2 separate regions of the Homo sapiens genome follow, and region 1 is linked to region 2. The links are chromatin loops, found by intact Hi-C in ENCODE. Cell type or tissue: PC-3. All regions are shown on one strand. Links, peaks and the distances in the headings refer to the core of each region. The heading gives the core; the rest is flanking DNA.

Region 1 (11,192 bases), core at 1,768-9,767, 180 kb before region 2:
TAATCCCAACACTTTGGGAGGCTGAGGTGGATGGATCGCTTAAGTTCAGGAGTTTCAGACCAGCTTGGGCAACATGGCAATACATCATCTCTACAAAAAATTTAAAAATTAGCTGTGTGTGGAGGCACACACCTGTAGTCCCAGCAACTTGAGAGGCTGAGGTGGGAGGACCACTTGAGACCAGGAGTTCAAGGCTACAATGAGCCATGATTGCATCATTGCACTCCAGTTTGGGTGACAGAGCAAGACTCCATCTCAAAAAATACATAATTTTTTTCTTTCTTCAATAACTAATTAACCTTAGCTTACTATAATTTTTTCACTTTATAAACCTTAAATTTTTTTACCTGTTTTACTGTTTTGTAATAACACTTAAACACAAATTGTACAGCTGTACAAAAATATTTTCATCATGTATATCCTTATTCTCTAAGCTTATCTACTTTAAAACTTTTACTTTTTATTATTTTTACTTATTTTTAGTTTTTTTTAATGGAACGCATCACAATTTGTGTGTCATTCTTGCACAGGAGCCATGTTACTATTCTCTGTATCACTCCAGTTTTAGTACATGGGCTGCCAAAGCAAGCGCAGTTTTGAGACTTTTTTGTTAGACTCTAAGACCAAACACACACATTAGCCTAGGCCTACACAGGGTCAGGATCATCAGTATCATGGTCTTCCATCTCCACATCTTGTTCCCCTCTGGAAGGTCTTTAGGGACAGTAACATTCACGAAGCTGTCATCTCCTACGCTAACAATTTTTTCTTCTGGAATACTTCCTGAAGGACCTGCCTGAGCTTGTTTTACACTTAACTGTTTTTTTTAATAAGTAGAAGGAGTCCGCTTGAAAATAATGATAAAAGGTATGGTATAGTAAATATCTAAACCAGTAACATAGTTGTTTATTGTCATTATCAAGTATATGTTCTATACATAGTTGTATTGCTAGTCTTTTATATGACTGGCAGAGCAATAGCTTGTTAACACTAGTGTCACAAACATGAGTAATGCATTGCATTGCATTATGGTGTTAGGGCTGCAACGTTACTATGACTACAATGCCACTAGGCAATAGGAAATTTTTAATTCCATTGTAATCTTATAGGACCACCACTGTACATGTGGTCCTGTGATTGAGCAAAACATCGTTATGGGGCACATGACTGTAGCTTTTGGGCAAGTGGGTCTCAATCCTGCCTGCATATTAGAATCACCTGGAGAGCTTATAAAACTTTTGCTGTCTGGGCTGCCGTCTGAACTAATTAAATCAGAATATTTGGGTGTGAGACCCCAAATTGGTATTTTTATTTATTTACTTTCAAAATTAGGTAATTCGATTGATTGATTTACCTACTTATAGCTGTCAGTATTTTCGAAACATTCGAAACACACAGTATTTCAATGTGCAGTCAAGGTTGAGAACCATGAATTAAACAGCAACAAAGCAGAGTTGTAAAAAGGACTCTAATGTGTGTTTAGTTTTGTGTTTCCTCAAATGGTGCTTTCTCTTACAGCTGGCATGCAATATGGGCAATTAGTGTTAGTGTTCATCTTAGTCCATTTGGACTGCTATAACAGAATTCTATAGACTGGGTGGCTTATAAACAACAGAAATTTATTTCTTCCAGTTTTGAAGCCTAGGAAGCTCAAGATCAATATGCCAACAGATTCAGTGTCTAGTGAGGGCCCACTTTCCAGTTCATACATGGTGGTGTTCTCTGTGTTCTCACATGACAGAAGAGTCAAATGAGCTCTCTGGGGCCTCTTTTATAAGAGCACTAATTCCATTTATGAGGCCTTCACCTTCATGACCTATTCACCTCCCAAATGCCCCACATCCTAAATACCATCACATTGGAGATTACGTTTTAACATGTGAATTTGGAGGGACACAAACATTTAGTCTATAGCAGTGTTGGTAAGTCATTTTAGTATTGAGATATATGTAAGGAGAATACCTCATCAAGGGGCCAAGTCTGGGGCCGGACATTGGGCAGGCAGTTGGCTGGGAAGCTGATGCCTTTCTCAGAGATGGGTTCCTGAGAGCCTGTAGGCTTGACACTTGGTGTAGTTGGACAATCCATTGCTACCAGGTGATCAAAGTGGAGCTAAGGTATGAGAGTCAGGTAGGCAGGTAGGTAGGTAGAGAGTTGTCAGAGCAGGCAGAGTGTACCTGGGATTCAAGGTTAAGATAGGGTGGAGAGGTGTACAACATGAAAGCTCCAGAGATCAGATGAGCATTGGAATGGGCTCAGGGAAGGAAGGTGCTTCGATTTGCCTATACTTGAGTCCTTTATTCAAGCGCAGGCAGTGGTCCCTCTTCTCTTGGGCAGGAGTTTTCGAATTTTACAGGAAGGGTCTGCTAAGCTATCCACTTCATGTTAGGTCCGAATTTATTTCATCTTCAGTGTTTTCTAGTCAAGAGCCAACTTCTCTGGTTGAGGTCCAATTTCTGTGGCACCTGAGATTCCCCTGGCTAGAGAAGCTGTGTGCTGGTATGGTGGGGTTGGGTACACCGGGCCATTTCTTCATGGTTGAGGTCCTTGTCTACTCTGGCCCAGATGCCTTCAGGGTCTGATTGTTAAGATGGTACACAACAAAATGCTGTGTTGCAACTCTTTCAAGGACATTAATTAATTCATTCACTTACCCAAAAGCTCTTACTTAGAGGGCATGATAAATTTCAGGTGCTAAACTGTGGGTGGGGGATGGGGTGGTTCCCAGTCTTCTGGGGAAGACAAACAATTCCAATAGCGCTGAAGGAGTACACAGGACAAAAAGGACATGATAAAGGAAGAGTTTCTAGAGATGTTGAATCCTAAGGAATGAGTAGGAGGGAGCTCCCGAGGCAAAGAGAGCTGAGAAGGACATTCCAGGCAGAGAAGACAGGGAAGAAAGATATGTTTCTGCTGGAGGCCACATGCAGATCAGTACAGCTGGGGTATTACGTGTGATGCAGGGAGGGGTACAAGATGCAGATAAATAGGTGGGCAGGAGTCAGATGATGAAGGACCCGTGGGTCACGCTAGGGAGCTTGAACTTCATCTTATGGGCAGTAGGGAGTCACTAAAGCAATGTTTCTGTTTTTGGCTACATATTGAAATCTCTTCGGGAGCTTTAGCAATACTGATGTCTGGATGCCAAACCTGGATATTCTGATTTAATCAGCTTGGGGTGCAGCCCTGGCATCAGGATATCTGAAATCTGTCCAGGTGATTCTACTGTGCAGGCAGGGTTGAGAGTCACTGCATTAAAGGGTTTCAAACAGGGAATTGACATTCTTTGGGGCTTGTTTTTAGAAAGCTCATGCTGGTACAGGTGGATGAGTAGCCAGAGGCAAGAACCAGCTTGAAGGCTATTACAATAGTCCAGGTGAAAGATGATGTAGAACTGACCAAGAGCAGCAGTTGCAGTACTGAGAGAGGTTTAGGTTGTTAAATTGGCAAGACTTGGGTGATTGACTATCTGTGTGGACTGAGAGAGAGGGAGGAATCAAGAATGACTCCTACAGAAATTTGAACCATCATACATTGCTGGTAGGGTTGTAAAATGGTGTGCTCACTTTGAAAAATAGTTTGGCAGTTCCTCAAAAGCTTAAACGTACAGTTACCAAATGACCCAGCAATTCTAATCTTGGGTATATACTCAGCAACTCTAAAACTAAGTAAAACATATGTCCACACAAAAACTTGTATGTGGATGTTCATAGCAGCATTATTCATAGTAGCCCAAAAGTGGAAACAGCTCAAATGTCAGTTGCCTGATAAATAAAGAAAATGTGATAAATCTATGCAATGGAATATTTTTCAGCCACATAAAGGAATGAAGGACTGATACATGCTACAACATAGATGAACCATGAAAACATTATGCTAAGTGAAAGAAGCCATCACAAAATACCATAAATTGTACAATTGCATTTATGTGAAATATACAGAATAGGCAAATCCAAGGAGACAGAACACAGATTCATTGTTTCCAGAGACTGGGAGAGGGGACGATGGGGAGTGACTGTTAATGGACAAGCAGAACTTTTTCGGGTGTGATGAAATGTCCTAAAACAAGATTGTGGGACTGGTTGAGAAACTTTGTAAATTTACTAAAAAGCACTGAATTGTACAGTTTAAAAAGGCAAATATTATGGTATGTGATATCTCAATAAAAAAGAATGACTTCCAAGTGCCTACGTTGACTGGCTAGGTTAATGCTGATGTCAGAAAATAATGTAGAGAACACAAGTGAAGAAACACATTTGGCAGGGACTGTTGCCTGTGGGGCCTCTAGGTGCTGATATCTAGCAGACAGGTAGATTATGAGGTTGGAGCTTGGGCAGATGTCTTGGCAGGAGACAGAGATTTTGGAGTTATCAACTTGGAAATAGATGGTCATTTATGTTGTGGGAAATGATGCAATTACATAGAAAAAGAGTGTAGTGTGTGAGGACTGGAGGCCAAGCAAAGATCCCTGGGGAACACTAGCATTTAAGGGGTGGTAGAAGAGCTCATGGAGGAGCCAAAAGAGGAGCTGTCAGAGCGAATTGAGGAAAAGCAGCCAAGTGGGAGAAGGGGATTGCCATGGCATCCCAGAGTATTGACATAGAAGGAAGATCCAATTTAAATATCACTATATAATTAAGTCTCTGCTCATATTTCTAGTACTAACCCATACTGGCCCTGTTTTAAAGATATGGATAAGATGACTCATTCAATTATAAATCCTCTACAATAGACGCTTTTACAAATCCTGGTCCTTCTGACAGTTTTATTCTGCCCCCAACCCTACAAAGGCAGAGGTCACCTATCCAGGGCAGAATTAGTTCTTCCACTTTCTGTAGCCCCATTACTTGTGCGGGTACTCTTGGAGACAAGGAGAAGAGGGGCTGTCCCTGGAGGACTGGAAAAATGAGCTATCAGAGTGGACTCTGTATAGAGAGCTGGAAGGGTTTTTCCTGTTAATCAAGCAAGAATAACTAATCAGATGTTACTTTAGCAGCACTTAGCACCTTCCTTGATCTACATCTCTTCTTCCTACTTGCCCCAAGTTGTTCTGCCTCACGTGTTGACAGTAATATTAACAGCTGACCGCTGGGTGCAGTGGCTAATGCCTGTAATCCCAGCATTTTGGGAGGCTGAGGTGGGAGGGTAGTTTGAGCCCAGTAGTTCAAGGCCAGCCTGGGCAGCATAGTGAGACCCCCATCTTTATAATAATAATAATAAAAGAGCTGACATTTATTGTTTATTATATGACTGACATAAGCATTTACTTATTTGGTCCTCAAAATAATCTCGTAAGTTAAGTACTGTTATTCTTCTCATTTAAAAGATGGAGAAAATGAGGCACAGAGAAGCTAAGTAATTTGCCTGATGCAAGAGAGTGGTACAGTCAGAGTGGACCCAGGCAGCCTGACTCTAGGAGCACTTAGTCTTAACCATTACCCTACCAACCTCTCAGTAAGCAGCACCAAGCAGTGTGGTGCAGCAGTAAAGAGAGTGAATTTGAAGTCCATCGAGTCCAAGCCTCTATAACCTAGCACCTAGCTGTGTTACATTTGGCAACTCATGCAACCTCTCTGAGTCTCAGCTTCCTAATCTATATAATAGGGCTATTACTATCTGCCCTGTAAACCTCACGGATTTGTTGTGATGATGAAATGAGATGAGACATGTACTGAGTGGACAGCTACACCTATAAAGTTCTGTGCTTATTTTCCCAGAACCTCACTAGACAGTTGACACAGAGTAGGAACTCAGTACTGCTGATTGAGGGAAAGCAAGGATTTTTCTCACACTCTCTTTCGGCATTTGCTGCACTTTATTATAATTCTCTGTTTGAGAATCTATCTTCCCCACTAGACTGAGCTTGCCAAGGATGAGGACCAAAACTTGTCATCTCTGACTCCGTGGCACCTAGCTCAGAACGTGGCACCTAGCTCAGAACCTGGCACCGAAAGGGCACTCAATAAAAGGTACTATTTAGTGGTAGTGACAATAGTAGGAGAAACCCCAGAAGCAGCACTTTGAATGAATCACTTCCTCGGCGACTACAGCAACAGCCTGTGGCCAGCAGAGAGCAGCAGAGCCCCCAAAGCATAGACCTGTGCATAGACGATGCAAGCCTCTGTGCCTGTGGCCTGTCTCCTTTCTTCTCTAACCTGGCACAGTAATTGGCTTGTCTCTAACAGGATGGAAATTGTGCTTGGTTTGACTAAAATGTGCTTCCCCTGACACCTAAGCAGTTTGCAAATTTTGTCCTGAAACTAGGGCAACAGGACCAGTTTTAGTCACCAAAGTCATTCCCAATGTTACACAGCGTCCATGAGGTCTGAAACTCTCCGGGGAAGGACAGTGTGAAGGGCGCTTAGTATTTCCTTCATTCAGAGCTAAATTCATTTGACAAAAGATCTTATAGAATTTTGAAAGAATTCCTGGCTTTAGAAGACTGATAACTGATGACTTCTGCTTTAAAAAAAAAGTTTGCAAAGTTCTTTCAGAGAGAACTTTTTAGCTACATAATATTTTGATATCTTATGGGTAAAAAGAGAGCCAAATGAAAGCTCTGAGTCAGGAGTCATTAAAGTGGTTGAGTGGATGGTAATCATTTTAGCTAGTAATGGGGAGAAAGGACCAGCATACTGGAAAAGTGGTCTGTTTGTTTCTGCTAACTGATGGACCAACCTTATTATTTTTTCCATTTGACATCAGAATGGGCCTGGAACTAATGGCCCTTCAACAGAAAGCAAAAGCTCTTCTATTTATTTACTTTGTACTTTGGCTTTTACATGTTTCCGTTTTAATATCTTTTAATTACAGCAGTTAGTGTACCAGTTAAGAGGATGAGATTTTGGAGTCAGACAAAACCAGGCTTGCATCCCTGTTCTTCAACTTACCCAGCTGCATGGGCTGGACCACTTACTAAACCACTCCAAGAATTAATTTCTTTATCTGTCAAATAGCACACTAATTCTTGCCTCCAAGGGTTATTTTGCTGATATAATGAGATGATGTATCTAAGGCACTTAGCCCAGAGCCCACCACATGTTGAGTGCTCAGTAAATGGTAGCCTTTATTGTTCAAATATTATTTTAAAATTCCAAATACGCATGCACACAAAATTATGAATTCACCTTGAGGATACACAATGGTTAGGGTAAGATGCCAAAATGAGCCGTGATAAAGAAATAAAGCTCAGAGGGATGGGGTTAATTGTCCAAAGTTAGTCATAAGTGCTGGAGATATACCTTAAGCCTTCATCTATCTGAAGCCAAAGGCTCTATACCTTATCACCAGAAAACCAAGCCTCCCCCTTTCAACTTTGTTCAGGAGGAGCAATCTACTCTTGCCTCCAGCCTTAGGTCCCTCCTCAGAGCCCTAGTATCAGGGAATGCCCTGCACCCCCTTGCAGGTCCATCCCCGAGCCCACTACTCTAACTGACACTGGCTCCCAGGAAGCTGAGCTGTTTACCCAAGGTCACACAGTTGGATGAGCAAGGGCACCTGGGGAAAGAGTGGTAAATTGATTATTCCTTAGCCTCAAACTAGTGCTTCTGGAACATAGAGTAGAATTAATATTTCATGCAACCAGTCATTCACAAACATAGCATTGGGGATGCAGTGATGATCACGGCAGACCTAGCTCATAGTCTAGTGGGGAAGACAGACAAAGAAATAGTCACCTGGGATAAACACAAAGTGACCTGTGCTGTGACTTGGTGTCAAGGAGATAGGGGAAGCCCATGGCGTCATGGGATATCAGAGGAGGTTAGCTATTCCAGTCTTGAGAAGGTCCAAAAACAATCTGTAAAGTTCATTTGTTTTATTTGTTGGCCAAGAGTAATATCAATTGGTCAGTGACACAATGCTATTTTCATTCATTTATTTTTTGGGGAAAAAATTTACTGAACTAGGTTGCTGTGCTAGGCATGATAAAATACAGAGATGGCTCAGACATGGGCATTGTCCTTCTGAAAGCTGGTACTTTCCTTTAGGAAGTGGGTGACAATGGTGCTCTTCAGTTTATTCAGAATTACCAACTCCATCAGCTTCAGGTAACAGAGAATAATAACCAAGGCTGAATAATCCATTGGATGGACTTCTGCCTGGTTAAAATATCTGTTGATTATTTGTTATTATTTGTGTCACAAAGTGTGTTGGCTTATAAGCAGGAAAGCACACCTGAATTTCTGAAACCTTCTGCATGATTATATGTTATGGGATTAGCTAACAGAATATCGAAGACTGATCGTCCTTTGGCTTTTGAGGGTGAAATGAAACTTAATGTCAGTGATATGAACACGCATGTTAATACTGAGATTTGCTCTACCTGCCAGGGGGCAGAGCACTTAGGTAGGACACGCTAAATTGCATTAATGGAGAGTTGAGATATTCCCAGCTGTGCTTCTGGGAAACTAATGAGGTTCAAATGATGTGCTTATTGCACACCTCAGAATATCCCACCAGGGCAGCTCTTGAATATAATTTTCTATGCTCTTTCGCTGGTTTGGGAAGGCATTGCTGCTTCTGTGCCCTTTGTTTACTTGTTATCATGTTCATCTTTCGCTATTTCTGTCCAGGTGCTTCCTGAAAGTTCCATCCTGGAGCTTCCAACCCTGCATTTCCTCCTGAATCTTTGGGTCTATAATAGGAACCTGGACTTAATGAACTTGAAAGATCAGAAAACAGTCTTTGTGGGTCATTTGGAAAAAACTGACATCAATTATCTCAAACCGTAACTGTGATTCTGAATTTCCACTCTGGGTGGAGTTGGCCACCCTGCTTGGTAAGTTATCTAGAAACTGTACTCAGAGGAGCTGCTCCAAGTCCTCAGGGAATTTAGCTCTTTGCTAATGAATTTAATAGGTCATTGGGATTTGCTTCTCTACCTAGGGAGAACTCTGCAACATTTGTTCATATTTGAAGGTTTTAATCAACCCCTTGTCCAGAATGACTGCACTAAACCATAGCTTTTGGCTCTGGGCCAAGGGAGCTATCCCAATTTGCACTTCTCCCAGCTGGTCTTGAATCTCTCTGTCATTCTCTGGACAAGTTGAAGAATGTCCTTTCCAATAGGATAACTTCAGTAATTCAGTCCCCACTGACTGCCGTCGTCTATCTCTTTTGGCTCTCTGCAGCTGCAGAAGAGTGGAAAGAATGTTGACTTTGGATTCAGTCCAAAGAGGGCTAAAGTCGAGACTCCACTACTTTCTAGCTGCATGACCTTACACAGGTGACTTCACCCCTCTGAGCCTCCAGTTTCTCATCAGTAAAATAAAAATAATAATAGTCCCTCCCTGATAAGGTTATTGTGAAGGCTAATGAGATCATGCACATAAAGTGATATAATGTGACCAGCTGTCCTGGTTTGCCTGGGAACGAGGAATTTCCTGGGACATGGGACTTTTAATGCTAAAAGCGGGGTAGTCCCATGCAAACCAGGATGGATGGTCAACCTAGATGAGTATAGTATGTTGTTACCCTACTTTGTCGTTATCACTGGAATAGCCACCATTTCCAGGTCAGGAGACCTCCACATGTACATCTGGTCCACATAATTAATGGATCCAGGCAACCTGTTCCACTTACATGAAAGTCAGGGATTCAGAGCTTTGAATTATAAAGTGCTGTATGTGTTTAAACCATTACTATTACTCTCATTATCTATGGCCTCACATTCCAATAATGGCAGGTTCAATGGTGAAACATATAAAGCCATTAAAGGCAATTCCACATTTATTGAGTGCCTGCTCTGTGAAAGATACTGTGCTAAGCATCAGAGGGAGAACAATGTACTGGGGGAAACAGAATAATAAAATTACAGTTTCTCTTTTTGGGGAAATTCTTCAATGAAGTTTAAAAGGTCACAGCGTATGTTCTTGGCACCTTTGTTGAAAATGAGTTCCCTGTAGGTGTGTGGATTTGTTTCTGGGTTCTCTATTCTGTTCCATTGGTCTATGTGTCTGTTTTTATGCCAGTACCATGCCATTCTCCATGATGTGCTTATTTCACATTGCATGCCTATATCAAAATATCTTATGTACCCCATCTTACATACCCCATAAATACATATGCTTACTATGTACCCATAAAAATGTAAATATCTCCCTCCCTCCCTCCCTCTCTATATATAGAGAATATATATAGAGAGAATATATATAATATATATAAAACATATAATATAATATAAATAATATATAATATATAAATATATAATATAAAATTATATAAAATATATAATGTAATATATATTTATTATATAATATATTATAATATATAATATATATTATTAATATTTATAATATATAATATATAATGTATAATTTTTTAATTTTTTTAGAAACGGTCTTCTCTGTTAAAAAAATTTTAAAAAATATATTATATATTATATATTATACATATTATATATTTATATATAATATGTATATATATACATGTATATATGTATATATTTACATGTATATATGTGTATATATATACATATAATATGTATATGTATATAATATATTATATAATATATAATATTATATACTATACACATAATATTATATATTATACATATATATATTCACTGAGATGGCCACTTAATATTTGTGCCCTTTTAAACTTTCTTTCTCTAGAGAGAGTGAATTCCAGCTCAGTGGATTGTGAGAAAGTGAAAACAATTGTGTAATCAACAGCCAGCTCAGGATATAGAGCATTACCAGCACCGCCGAGGCACTCCTCCCCAAGGCCTCCTTTCAAGCCACTGCCCACTCCCTCCAAAGGAAACCTCCACTTTTATTTTTATCTTGGTTATGTCCTTTGCTGTACTCTCTTTTGGTTTGCCTTGTTCTTTTTCCAGTTTTTTTTTTTTGAGTTGAGAATTTAATTCATTTGTTTTTATTCCTTTAATTGTTGTAGATGTCCAGGGCTATGAATTTTCCTCTGGCCACTGCTTTAAATCCCATAAATTCTGATGTGTAGTGTTTTCATTACCATTATTTTTCAGAAAATCTATAATTTCTGATTTTCCCCCCTTTCACTCAAGAGTTTTTAAAACTTCCAGATTGAAGGGTCTTTTTAGTTTTTACTTTAAAATTCTAGTTTTATTTCATTTAGAACCTTGATGTTTAACACACGGATTTGTTTAACCTGTTTTTGATCTTTATCTAAACAAAATACTGCTACATCCTCTTTTGGAACTTCAAAGCATTTCT
Region 2 (11,192 bases), core at 1,180-9,179:
ACTAGACAGCATGCCAATGGCTCCAATACAACGCCCACTAGTTATTAAAAATAGCTCAAGTGCCAGAAAATCAACTTGGCAAAAGAAGTATCTAGTTGAGTGGAATGCAAGTTCGCATCAAGCATTTCTTCTTAGATCATGAGCCCCTAATTTTTACTCCCTTTCACATCGCCCCTTTGTTCCCAATAGCTTTTTGTCTAGGTCACCTTAGGAGAAGGGCACAGGCAATCAGCTGCAGCCTTCAGTGCTTTTTTGACAGGGAAACTGTTTCCACACTCGTTACTAGTTTGACATTTTGACTAGATCGACCGGTTAACAACCACTCAATTCAGTCAGACTATAATAAAGCAATCAGTTCAGTCAAAATGGTCAAACGTGAGGAGAGTGTAGACACAGGGTTTAAAAATCCAATTTCTTGTACATTTGCAAAAAAAAAAATGATTTCTTTATCTCTCAATTGTATTTCTCCTAGACTAAGCGCATGCACCTACATACATTTTAGGGGTTTTGTTAAATGCTTTCCAAAGCTGTTCCAAAGCCCAGAATGCCAAGTATCTTGAAAAATCCTCCACTGTCCCATTCTGTGATAAACAGGATGGTCACTTCAAATCTGTATAGCCCACCCCAAGCACAGCACCTAGAATGCTGCAGATGTTTTTTAAAATAGAAGGCTGGAAGGGAGAGACAGGGGAAGGCCTCATATTTAGGATGGAAGTTGTGCGGCAGTCTTCAAGCTGTGTTTACATATTGAAAATAAAAAAAAAAGATCCCTTCTGTTGTTATTTTAAAAATATAAACAAATCTACTGTCTTGGACAGGGGTTCATTAAGTTGGTGCAAAAGTAATTGTGGTTTTTGTCATTAAAAGTAATAAACCTTTCCAACAGGTTGCTTTGGCATTCATAAGGCAGAGCATCAAACATAAACAGATATTAATACCTATTTTCCTTACAGTTGATTGCTTTTGTCTAATATTGAAATGCTCCAAAACTCCCTGTAGTGGGACAGCTCAGCTGTGGCTCCCTGGTGACCGTGCATGTATCCACATAGACCACACAGGTAAAGGCTTATCTGAATTTGGGCGGTGTGCAGGCCTCCACAAATTTGAGAAGGTGGGAGGCCTGTGAGGAGGTGCTCCGGGGCCATCTCCTACTCACCTCCCTATCTCCTCCAGGAGGCTGTCAGGAGACAGCTTCTCATCATCTCCCAGGGTTCTGCAGAGGTGTGGGCCTTTGTACCCTGCCCCCTTAGAATAGGGCTGCAGAATAGGAAACAGTATCACTTCCATTCAAAACTAGCTCCTCAGCCACTGGGAATCCTACAACTCACGTGGCGGTCATCCATTCCCTTTGTTTTGGGGTCGTTCTTTTTAGTGTGGGGGACAAGAATGTGAAAGATGGCACTTTTAGGTACTCTTCCTTTCACAGTTTATGTAAGTAATAAACTGAACATAAGAGTGGCTTATTGTATCTTTCTTTACTGATTGAGCCAGTCAGACTTCTCAGCTTCTGTGTGTAACTAAAGTTTTCCTGCTTCCAAGTACCAAGCTTTAGCCTTTCCTGCCTCTCCTTGTAACCCAAGAAATGTGTATGAAATTAGAAGATCAAAGAGATAAGAAGTGAGTCCTGGAGGAAGGGTTTAAAAAAGAAGCTGGGAATGAGTGATGATGAGGGAGAAGGAAAGCCAGGATGAAGTGATATTTACAGCCCTTTCACAATTGGCCATGTGTGGGTTATCTGCTTTTTGGATTATTCATGAAGCCTCTTCCACATTTTTCAATCCTCTGATTGAATCAAGATGAGGGACACAAGGCACTAAGGGGAGTGTATCGACTGCTTTTGTCTCTGTGCTTCCGATGGATTCCGAAGTGTACTAAAACAAGCTTTTAGATTATGATCTGTTCAGTATTTGCCTGTCTCTGCTCCCCATATTAACATAGATAATAGCACTGACTGTGTATCCAGTGAAAGCATGTACTATGTTAATGAACTCATTAAAGGGATGAGTAGCTAATCAGGAGAGTATTGTCTTCACAAAGGCAGTGGAAGATAAAATCTGTGTTCCTATGTACCCAAGGTATGCTACTTAATATACATCTCCTACACATCTAACACATTTTCTGAACCCAAAATCTGCCTTGAATACACAAGGGAGAGAGAGGAAAGGAGCCGAGCTGACCATGTCAGTTAGAAATACAGGAAAGCAAGCCAATGAAATGACATTTGTATTCAGAAAGATCTATGCTGAGAACCATTCCTGGCTTCTTCCAAGGCCAGCAGTGATCATCACAGTCATGAGGTGTGATGAGAATCAGGTTCTGGCTGACCCAGCACTCTTTCACCCATTTCAAGTCTTTTCCTGTTCTTTAAACAATATGGCAAGACCATAGAGGTTAGAAGTCCAAACTATGGAGACAAACTTCCTGGCTCAAATCCCAGCTCTCTTGCCTACTAGCTGTGTGAGTTTTGGCAAATTACCTCATCTTTCTGTGTGCCTCAGTCTCCTCATCTATTAAATGGGAATAATGATGGAATCTATCCCGTGGAGATATTATGAGGATTAAATGCATATATAAAGCACTTAGAATAGCATCTGGCACATGTAAGTGCTACCTAAGTGTTAGCTGTTTTATCAGTATTTGTTGTGACTGTAACTTCTGTAAAGGAAGGGATAAAATCTGTTCACTACTATAGAGCCAGCACTTAGCACAATACACAATAAGTGCTCAATAAATATTTGTGCACCAGCTCCTCACCATAAAGGTTAAAAATTGAATTTATAGAGCAATACAGGCAGAAAAAAAAGATGCATGCCCAAACACCAGCAAGGCGATCCTTAATTTTTTACCTATGATATTAACAGAATCTAACAGAGCTAGAATTAGAAAGACAGACTTAAGACATAAATATCAAAAACAATGGCAGATATACTTACCCCAACCAACTAGACAAAATTTAAGGATATAATTTGGAATGTATATGTTGAAGACTTTGACTAGAGCCAAATACATGTGGACTGCCTCCAGGCCCATCCAAGTAAAAGAAACAAGCAGGAAGTAATGAAGTGCCACTGCAGCTGTGATACAAACTCCCACTTTCTGAAATGATGACAACCAAGAATTGATCAAAAATACCAGGTTTAGCATCAGTAGTGCTGTGCACAGGTTGATCAGAATTTTGGCAGGATAATCTTTTCGAAGTTTGCTAAAAGAGAAAGTACAATGTTGTTAGGTAAAGTCTGTTTTTTTTTTTTTAATTAAACATCGCCACATCTTATCTACATAATAAGTGAAAGAATAAAAGAATTACTCATCTTTGCTTATACTTTGAAGTCCCTCATTCTCTTTCCAGGTAAAGTCGAAGCATAATAAATATAGTGACCTTAACTAACAGAAATAATAATAGTCTCTCTCAACTACGCAGTTGAGAGAGGCTATTATTTTTCTTTTTATCTTTTAGAAAGAAGGAAGGAGTTTCCTGGGTACTATGAGTCTATCACCACTGCTTCAGCAGGCTGGAGCTACATATTACCAAATAGCAGGATGACTGTGGAAACCATTCCAAGTAGAGCTACTTGGATAGTTCTAAAGATCCCGATATATGGCCTCATGGAAATATGGTCTTAAGTTTTATTAAGTGATTGCAACTTTACTTTGCAGAAACTCACCCAGTATTTTTCAAAATAAAAAAAGTATTACCCCCTTTGATTATTTTACGCTGTTATTAAATATTTATTGATTTAAATTTTGCTGTTTTCATTTTGTGTGAATTTTTTTCTGAGATAAATATTAAAGTGCACAAGTGTTAACAATATAACTTGATGGATCTTTACATATGTATATACCTGTGGAACTTCGACACAGATCAAGAGGTAGAATAGTTTCAACATCCCAGAAGGCTCCTTCATGCTTCTCCCATTCAATATCACCCACCAGAGGTAACCAATACTCTCACTTCTATCCCCATAGATTTCACCTGTGTTTGGAACTTTTTGTAAATGGAACCACACAGTACGTTGTCTTATTTTTCTGGCTTCCTTTGCTCAATTCTATGTCTATGAGATTTAAATATTATGTTGCATTGCATAGAAGTAATTCATTTTTTACTGCTGTGTAGCATTCCATTTTACAAATATATCACAATTTATTCATCTAATCAACTGTTAATGTAAATTGGGGTTGTTTCTAATTTGAAGCTACTGTGACTGAAGCTGCTATAAATATTATTGTACATATCTTTCAGTGGACATATGTGCTCATTTGTCTTGAGTATATATCTAAGAGTGAAATTCCTGGGCCAACAGCGAGATGTATATTTATATTTAACAGGTATTGCCGAATAATTTTCCAAAGTGTCTGAACCATTTTACATTCCCACTAGCAAATGTATGAGTTCCAGTTGTTCCACATGCTTGTTGACACTTGCTATTGTCATTATTTTTAATTTTAGCCATTCTGGTGGGTGCAGAGAAGTACATAACTGTGGTTGTAATTAGGATTTCTCTGATGAGTAATGATGTAAAGAACTTTGTCATATGCTTATTGGCCATTTGGTAAGGGTTAGGCTTAGGCATGGATATTCTCTTTTGTGAGGTGCCTGTTCAAGTCTTTTGTCCATTTATAAACTTTATTGTCTTTTGCTTTTTGATTTGTGGAGTTATTTATACATTCTGCATACAAGTCTTTTATCTGATATATGCATTGTGAATATCTTCTCTCTATGTAAGGTTTGCCTTTCACTATCTGAATTGTGTCTTTTGATTAAAGAAGTTCTTAATAAAGTCCACTTTATCAAATTTTCTTTTAGGGTTGGTGCTCTTATATCCTATAGAGAAATCTTTTCCTATCCCAACTCCCTTGTTTTACAAAAATCCAATTAAAATATTTTTAGAGAAGCCTTGATGTTTTGTTTTTAACCTGTCCACTTCATAAGCTAATGGATCTGACTTCTTCCTATTGTGATGTGTTCATGAAATTAACAAAGTTACAATGGTAATAGCATCCATCAAACCAAATTAAATGTGCTCAGAGCAAGGCTGTATCAACTTACTGAAAAGCTATGTATGTCACCACTGCAACTCCCAGAAAAATGGAGGAGATTCCACATCCGGTGTATGTTATAAGCGCTAATATCTGTTCATTCACTGAATCCACTGTAGACCTGGATAAATCCTAAGGAACACAATGTGTTGTGTTTTACACATACACCAGAGCAAGTTTATGGCAAAATGCTTCCAGTGTTCACTAACAGGAAGTTCCCAGGATGTATAACATTTCTGCCATAGCTCTTCTAAAACCAGATTATGTGAATGGATGTATGGTAAGACCAAATATTGTTTGCTGAGTATGCCTAGTCCAACTGACTGTGTACAGGGCATGGGGAGCCATCAATAGCATTGGAAGAACATTTGGTCCTTGGCTTCATCATCATTAACATGTTCTACATTTAAAATATAACCAAGCTGAGAGATGTGAATTTGGGATGCAAAGTGAATAATTATCTGAACTGAGCATCTCAAAACACTACACAGAACAGCAAAAAAAAAAAAAAAAAAAAAAAAGTCCTTTTCCTTAGTCCTTAAATAGCCTTCACAAAATTAACAAACAAAATGGACCTTAGAGATCACAAAGTTCAGTGATTTATTAATTACTATTAAAGATCTGAAATGACATGTAAAATTATTTGAATATATGTGTGCACTGGTCTAAGAACAAAGTCCATAGCTTTCATCAGATGATTAGAGATTCATGACTCATCAAAGGTTAAGAAGCAGTGTTTACTTTGGTAGTTCTCAACCAGGAGTGATGTTACCCCTCTCCCAGGGACATTTGGCAGTATCTGGAGACATTTTTGGTTGTCACAACTGGGGAGAGTGCTACTGGCATCTAGTGGGGAAAGACCAAGGATGCTGCTAAACTTCTCACAATGCACAGAACAATCCCCCACGACAAAGAATTATTTGGGGCCGGGCGGGGTGGCTCATGCCTGTAATCTCAGCACCTTGGGAGGCTGAGGTGGACAGATCACGAGGTCAGGAGATTGAGACCATCCTGGCCAAAATGGTGAAACCCCGTCCCTACTTAAAAAATACAAAAGTTAGCTGGGTGTGGTGGTGGGCACCTGTAATCCCAGCTACTGGGGAGGCTGAGGCAGGAGTATCACTTGAAACCAGGAGGTAGAAGTTGCAGTGACCCGAGATTGCACCACTGCACTCCAGCCTGGTGACAGAGCAAGACTCCGTTAAGAAAAAAAAAAAAAAAGACAGAACTATTTGGCCAGAATATCTATAGTGCCAAGATTGAGAAACCCTGGTGTATTCCAGTCATTCACATTTCAGAAGAAAATCTAAGATCCAAAAGAGGGAAACAACCTTACCAAGATCACATAGTTAGTTACAGACAGAGCTGGAACAAGAACCCTGGTCTCTCTCTCTCTCTCTCTTTTTTTTTTTTTTTTTGGGACAGGTTCTCACTCTTTTGCCCAGGCTGGAGTGCAGTGGCCTGACCACGGCCTACTGCAGCCTCAACCTCCCTGGACTCAGGTGATTCTTCCCACCTCTGCCAGGGAGGCGGAGCTTGCAGTGAGCCAAGATAGAACCACTGCACTCCAGCCTGGGTGACAGAGCAAGACTCCATCTCAAAAAAAAAATATATATATATACATACATATATATATATATATATATGTAAAATAAATAAATATAAAACAGACCCACAGCCCTCAAAAAGCTAACCATTCTTTGTAGGAATAAGTAACATATGACACATTCAGATAACAGTATGTAATAAAGTTACCTAAGAAATCCAGGAAAGTATTCTGATGCGGGTAGAGAAAAAGGAATACATTTGAGAGTCATTTGGAAGAAAAACTCAGCAAATACTTATGATCCTTCTTAAATTTAAATATTTTAATGACCAGACCCTTTAATCCAGCAATTCTACTTCTGTCAACTTATCCTGCAAAAATACTTACACCAATGTTTGAAGATACATGAGTAAGAATGTGTATTACAGCAATATTTATAATGAGAAAAACAGCAACAGCTATAATGTCCACTAGTCAGGGATTAGTTAAATTTATTGTGTTAAACCCAAGCAATGGTATACTATAAAGGTATTTTAAAAATTGAAGTATAATAGATACATACACATTTGCCTGAAAGTTGTGCAATATATATTGTTAAATGAGAAAAGCAATCGGTAAAAACAGTATGAATAATTTGATACCATGTTTATAAAACAAAAATGTACATTCCTATATACACAGGAAAAGAACCTAAATGAATATACATGTTAGCCTGTTAAAGGTGGTGATCACTTGGGAGGGAGGTTAAAGGGACCTTTTCTGTACTGTTTGAAATTTGAGAAGCAAGCATTAATTTTATAAGGAGAATAAATAAATAAATATTTGTCTCAATCTGATCTACTTTGGATGAACAAATTGGAAGGGGGATTTTTTTCCAAATGCATACCATTTTTTAATAACAGTTCACACATATATTACTGGTCTAATAAAAATTGTCAAACTTCCATCGAGGAGTGACTAAGAGACAACTCACCATTAAGACTCCAAAATGGGTGAGGTGGTCACACTGACAGATTGTGTAATTTACATTTGTTTCCTTTACTTTACAGCCTGACGAATTCCATCCACCCAGCCCATCTGTAGGAGACAGAAGGAAATTTCAAAGCAATTTTGTTTTTCTCAGAAATGTTTAACTTTTCATTATATTCACTATCCAAACGTGTGTTATAATTAATATTATTTGCTGAGATAGCAAGATTAGGGGTATAATTGAACACTGAAATTAAATTAAGTCTAACAGACTAAATTGACTTTTTGGGGACTTCGTAAATGGCACAACTTCTTCGGCTCTCCCTTTTCCTGTTCTTGTACCATACCTCTACAAATTAGGACAGACTCTAACCATGAACTTTTTTTTAAGTAGCCAATAAATAGGAAGCAAGCAGATCTAGAATATTTTTAAGGACATGGACGTATGGAATATAAGCTGGTACTTGAGCTTACTCAGAGGGACTGGAATAGACATCTGAACACCCAGCTGAACCCGCAATTCAAAGGGTCTCAAGTGCTTTCAATCAAAGTCAGATCATGGTCTGGAGCTCTGCAGGGCCAATTAGAGCCTCTGCTCTACTAGACATCTGGCTAGTTTCTTCTGAGCACACTCAGGTTTAGAACTAACACTCATACCTCCACAACCTGTAGATCTCAGGTACTAGATCAGATTTGAGACTAGAACTTCCCAAGTGGCACTAGACCAAAGGGGTTATCCCCGGGCAGGCAGCTAAGTTTGGTCAACATTTGTCCATCTGGGATAATGCCATAGATTCCAGAGGTTCTAGATCCACGGGGCAGAGGTGCAGGGGCAAAGGGTGACCTGGGAGTACCCCAGCAATTTGCGTTAATGAACATAGAGATCAACATATTGAGGTTGTAGGGGACAAAGCTCATCGCTTTATAGAGTTTTATCCTGAGAGACTTGGAGGGGATCAGGAAAGGGCAGTGTTATTTTTGTTTGTCAGAAAGAAGTAGTATTCTTATACTCTAGGGAGCCGAATGGGAAGAGAATTTCCATTTTGTCCCAGAATTCCAAGGATAGTGAAAAAGGGAAAGGTTCCAGGCAGAGTTTCCACAGGCAGAAGGACTCCTCACTTAGCCACTCCTGGCGTTCTTAGGGAAATTTATTCTGTGTGGAAATTCTCTGAGATTTGGTGATAACCCTGGATATTTCCAGTGAAGATGGCAATGCTAAGAGCAACCCAGTCAGCAATGACCATTCCCAGTCTTCTACTGTCTGTCTCCAAAGACTCATGCTTATTCAAGCAAGTAGGGTCCTTAGAGACCAACCAAGAAGTTTCATCTCCTCAATGAAAAGATAAAAAGACTGGGGCTCAGAGGGGGTAAATTGTCTACCCAAGGTCACACAGTCAGTCTAAAAGAGGTGAGGAAAAAAAAAGGGAAGGAGATCATAGATCTTGCAAAACCCTGTGGGAGAGCACAGATAAAGAACCAGGTATTCCTTCCTCAACTTTCTTCAAACAGTTCAAGGCTACTCTGCGCTGGGCCTTCCAAATTTCTTTCTTCCAACTTTGCTTACCCTCGAGTTGTGTAATTTTTCTGATTTTCCAAATAATTATTTTTGGGGCCTAAGATACTTGTAATAAGCTCCTATAATCTTCAGGAAACTGCAGGTAAGGAGCAATTAGTTATTGGGCATGATTGGAGCACTGTAGCCCCAGCACCAATTGAGAGATCTTACCTATCAAAAAGGAAAGTTGTCTTAATTCCCATGCCCTAATTTGATATAAAAATCATATCCTGTATCTTGGTCATTCAGAATGCTCTGTAGGGTCTGATAAGACAGTAGTTTCAGCACAACCCCCTCCCATTTAACTGCCAAGTGGGAAAATGGTCTGGGGCAAAGTCAAAGTTGCTAACAAAAATACTTACTATTATTCTCAAAATCCCAAAAGGCACAGTGAACTTGACCATAATTCTGGAAAAAAAGAAATCAGAGGTAAACATCTTGCCTTGTGATATTTACCATATAGTAACATATACACATAAGTGTTTTCTTCCCAATATTTTTTCCCATGGTAAACATGCACACACTGACATGCACACACACATACACATACACATTTGGGCCATTTGTGAATTGGCTTTTAGACTAACTCCACCATCTAACTCTGGATTTACAAGTGAGAAAACAGCATGTCACCGGCTGGTGATCTGATATGTCCTTTAAAATATTTGGTAGTATTAAAAATTGCCATGCCCTTCTGGTACAAGGCTATGGATAGTCAATGCAGGGCTGATGTGTTCCTTCTGGAGCTTTGGAATTCGGGGCTCACCGCTGAGATCAAGCCTTATGGACAGAAATTTGATCTGCCCCATCATTAGGCCTACAGAACATTCCTAAGACTTCACCAGCTCCTGTAGTCTCCAGGAAACTGCAGGCAAGGAGCAATTAGTTACCGGGGATAATTGAAGTGCTGTAGCCCAGACCAAATTGAGAGATCTTACCTATCTAACACGTTTCATTTGGTATTTGTTTCTTTAAATTTCCTCTCCCTCTCTTCCTTCTCTTCTTCCCTTCTAGAATCAAGACCAGTGAAAAGTATGCTGAACTATATGGTCTTTTAGACTGGGAACTGAGAAATCTATTGAGACGTCACACTGGCCATACACTAACGTCAAATAATGGAATAGTCATTCATACTTGTACTTAGGCTAAAGTTGATTATTTAGTAATATATAGCTTATGTTATGCCATATGACTATGCTTTTAGTTCTTTGGTGATAATTCATACACGTTTTAATGTTATTTCTGGAAATTCAAGTAATACAAATATTCAATTATTTTGAGTGAAGTTGCTTGTCTCGCTCAAAAATAAATGGAATCACATGTCATTTAGTGTGATGGGACATCCAAAAGATCCAGTCACTGCCCCACCAATCTGTCACAGTGCTAGAATGCCCATCATTCCCTATCACTTTAGGATAAGGCATTATTTCTGGAAGGTTCCAATTATAACACACATTTGCTACCTGGAATAGGACATTCCTCATTAAGTGTTAGAATCACATCTGTTAATTAACAAATTACTTTTAACAGAAAAGTCGTGAAGAGTTCCTGAGGCCATTTGATTCTGAGCTGAAAATAGATATATTACCTGGTTTCCTCCAATATGCTGCAGAGTGATAACCACTGGGTCAGCTAAGTTTTGAATGAACATATCATCTGAAATGCTGGCACTCACAACATAGGTGGTTAATGCTTTAGTGACATTTTTGGTCTGCAGATGAAACAAAAGAGGAGTTCAGGACCTAAATTTCTAATTACTTACATATTAATAATCAATCTGGAATTTTGAAGTGCTACACACAATGTTAGGTACAGAAATGTGGAAAATAAAATTGCAAGCTAAGGTCAAAGGTTATTCAGCTCATCTCCTGTCTTCACATAAGGTCTCCATTATACCAAGCTAGAACAATTCATTAATCCATCCATCCATCCAACCAAATGTGTATTTAGCACGCATTTGTTTTGCACCTGCTACTCAGTACTGCACTAGCAACAAAATGAAACTATTCTCTATTTTGGTAACTTTCTGGACCTTGACATTTCACAACTTATCCCAGTTCTAACTCTCAACCATCCTTGCTTACT

What was found. A loop is a pair of places that touch in the nucleus more often than their neighbours do. Peaks named below come from ENCODE experiments on the same cell type or tissue, not always from the same donor. Only the 100,000 strongest peaks of a DNase experiment are listed, where the experiment ranks them.
Region 1: it touches region 2 in a loop (14-fold over the local background); 11 of 110 quality-filtered maps call a loop at or near these places.

What each region holds. Positions count from the first base shown.
Region 1 is chrX:136,572,640-136,583,831 of GRCh38, reverse strand. It overlaps the pseudogene RNU6-320P. Among named protein-coding and RNA genes, the nearest start is that of MIR934, 27 kb to the right of the region's middle. In PC-3, for the core only: a CTCF peak has its summit at 6,077 (motif pointing right); a DNase peak (open chromatin) is centred at 6,061.
Region 2 is chrX:136,391,858-136,403,049 of GRCh38, reverse strand. It overlaps ADGRG4 (adhesion G protein-coupled receptor G4), which reads right to left. Exons shown (of 26, transcript NM_153834.4): 17 at 10,696-10,818; 18 at 9,470-9,515; 19 at 7,557-7,660; 20 at 5,048-5,169; 21 at 2,934-3,202. Among named protein-coding and RNA genes, the nearest start is that of BRS3, 90 kb to the left of the region's middle. In PC-3, for the core only: a CTCF peak has its summit at 5,872 (motif pointing left); DNase peaks (open chromatin) are centred at 5,809 and 7,569; H3K4me3 peaks cover 304 bases; H3K27ac peaks cover 2,081 bases.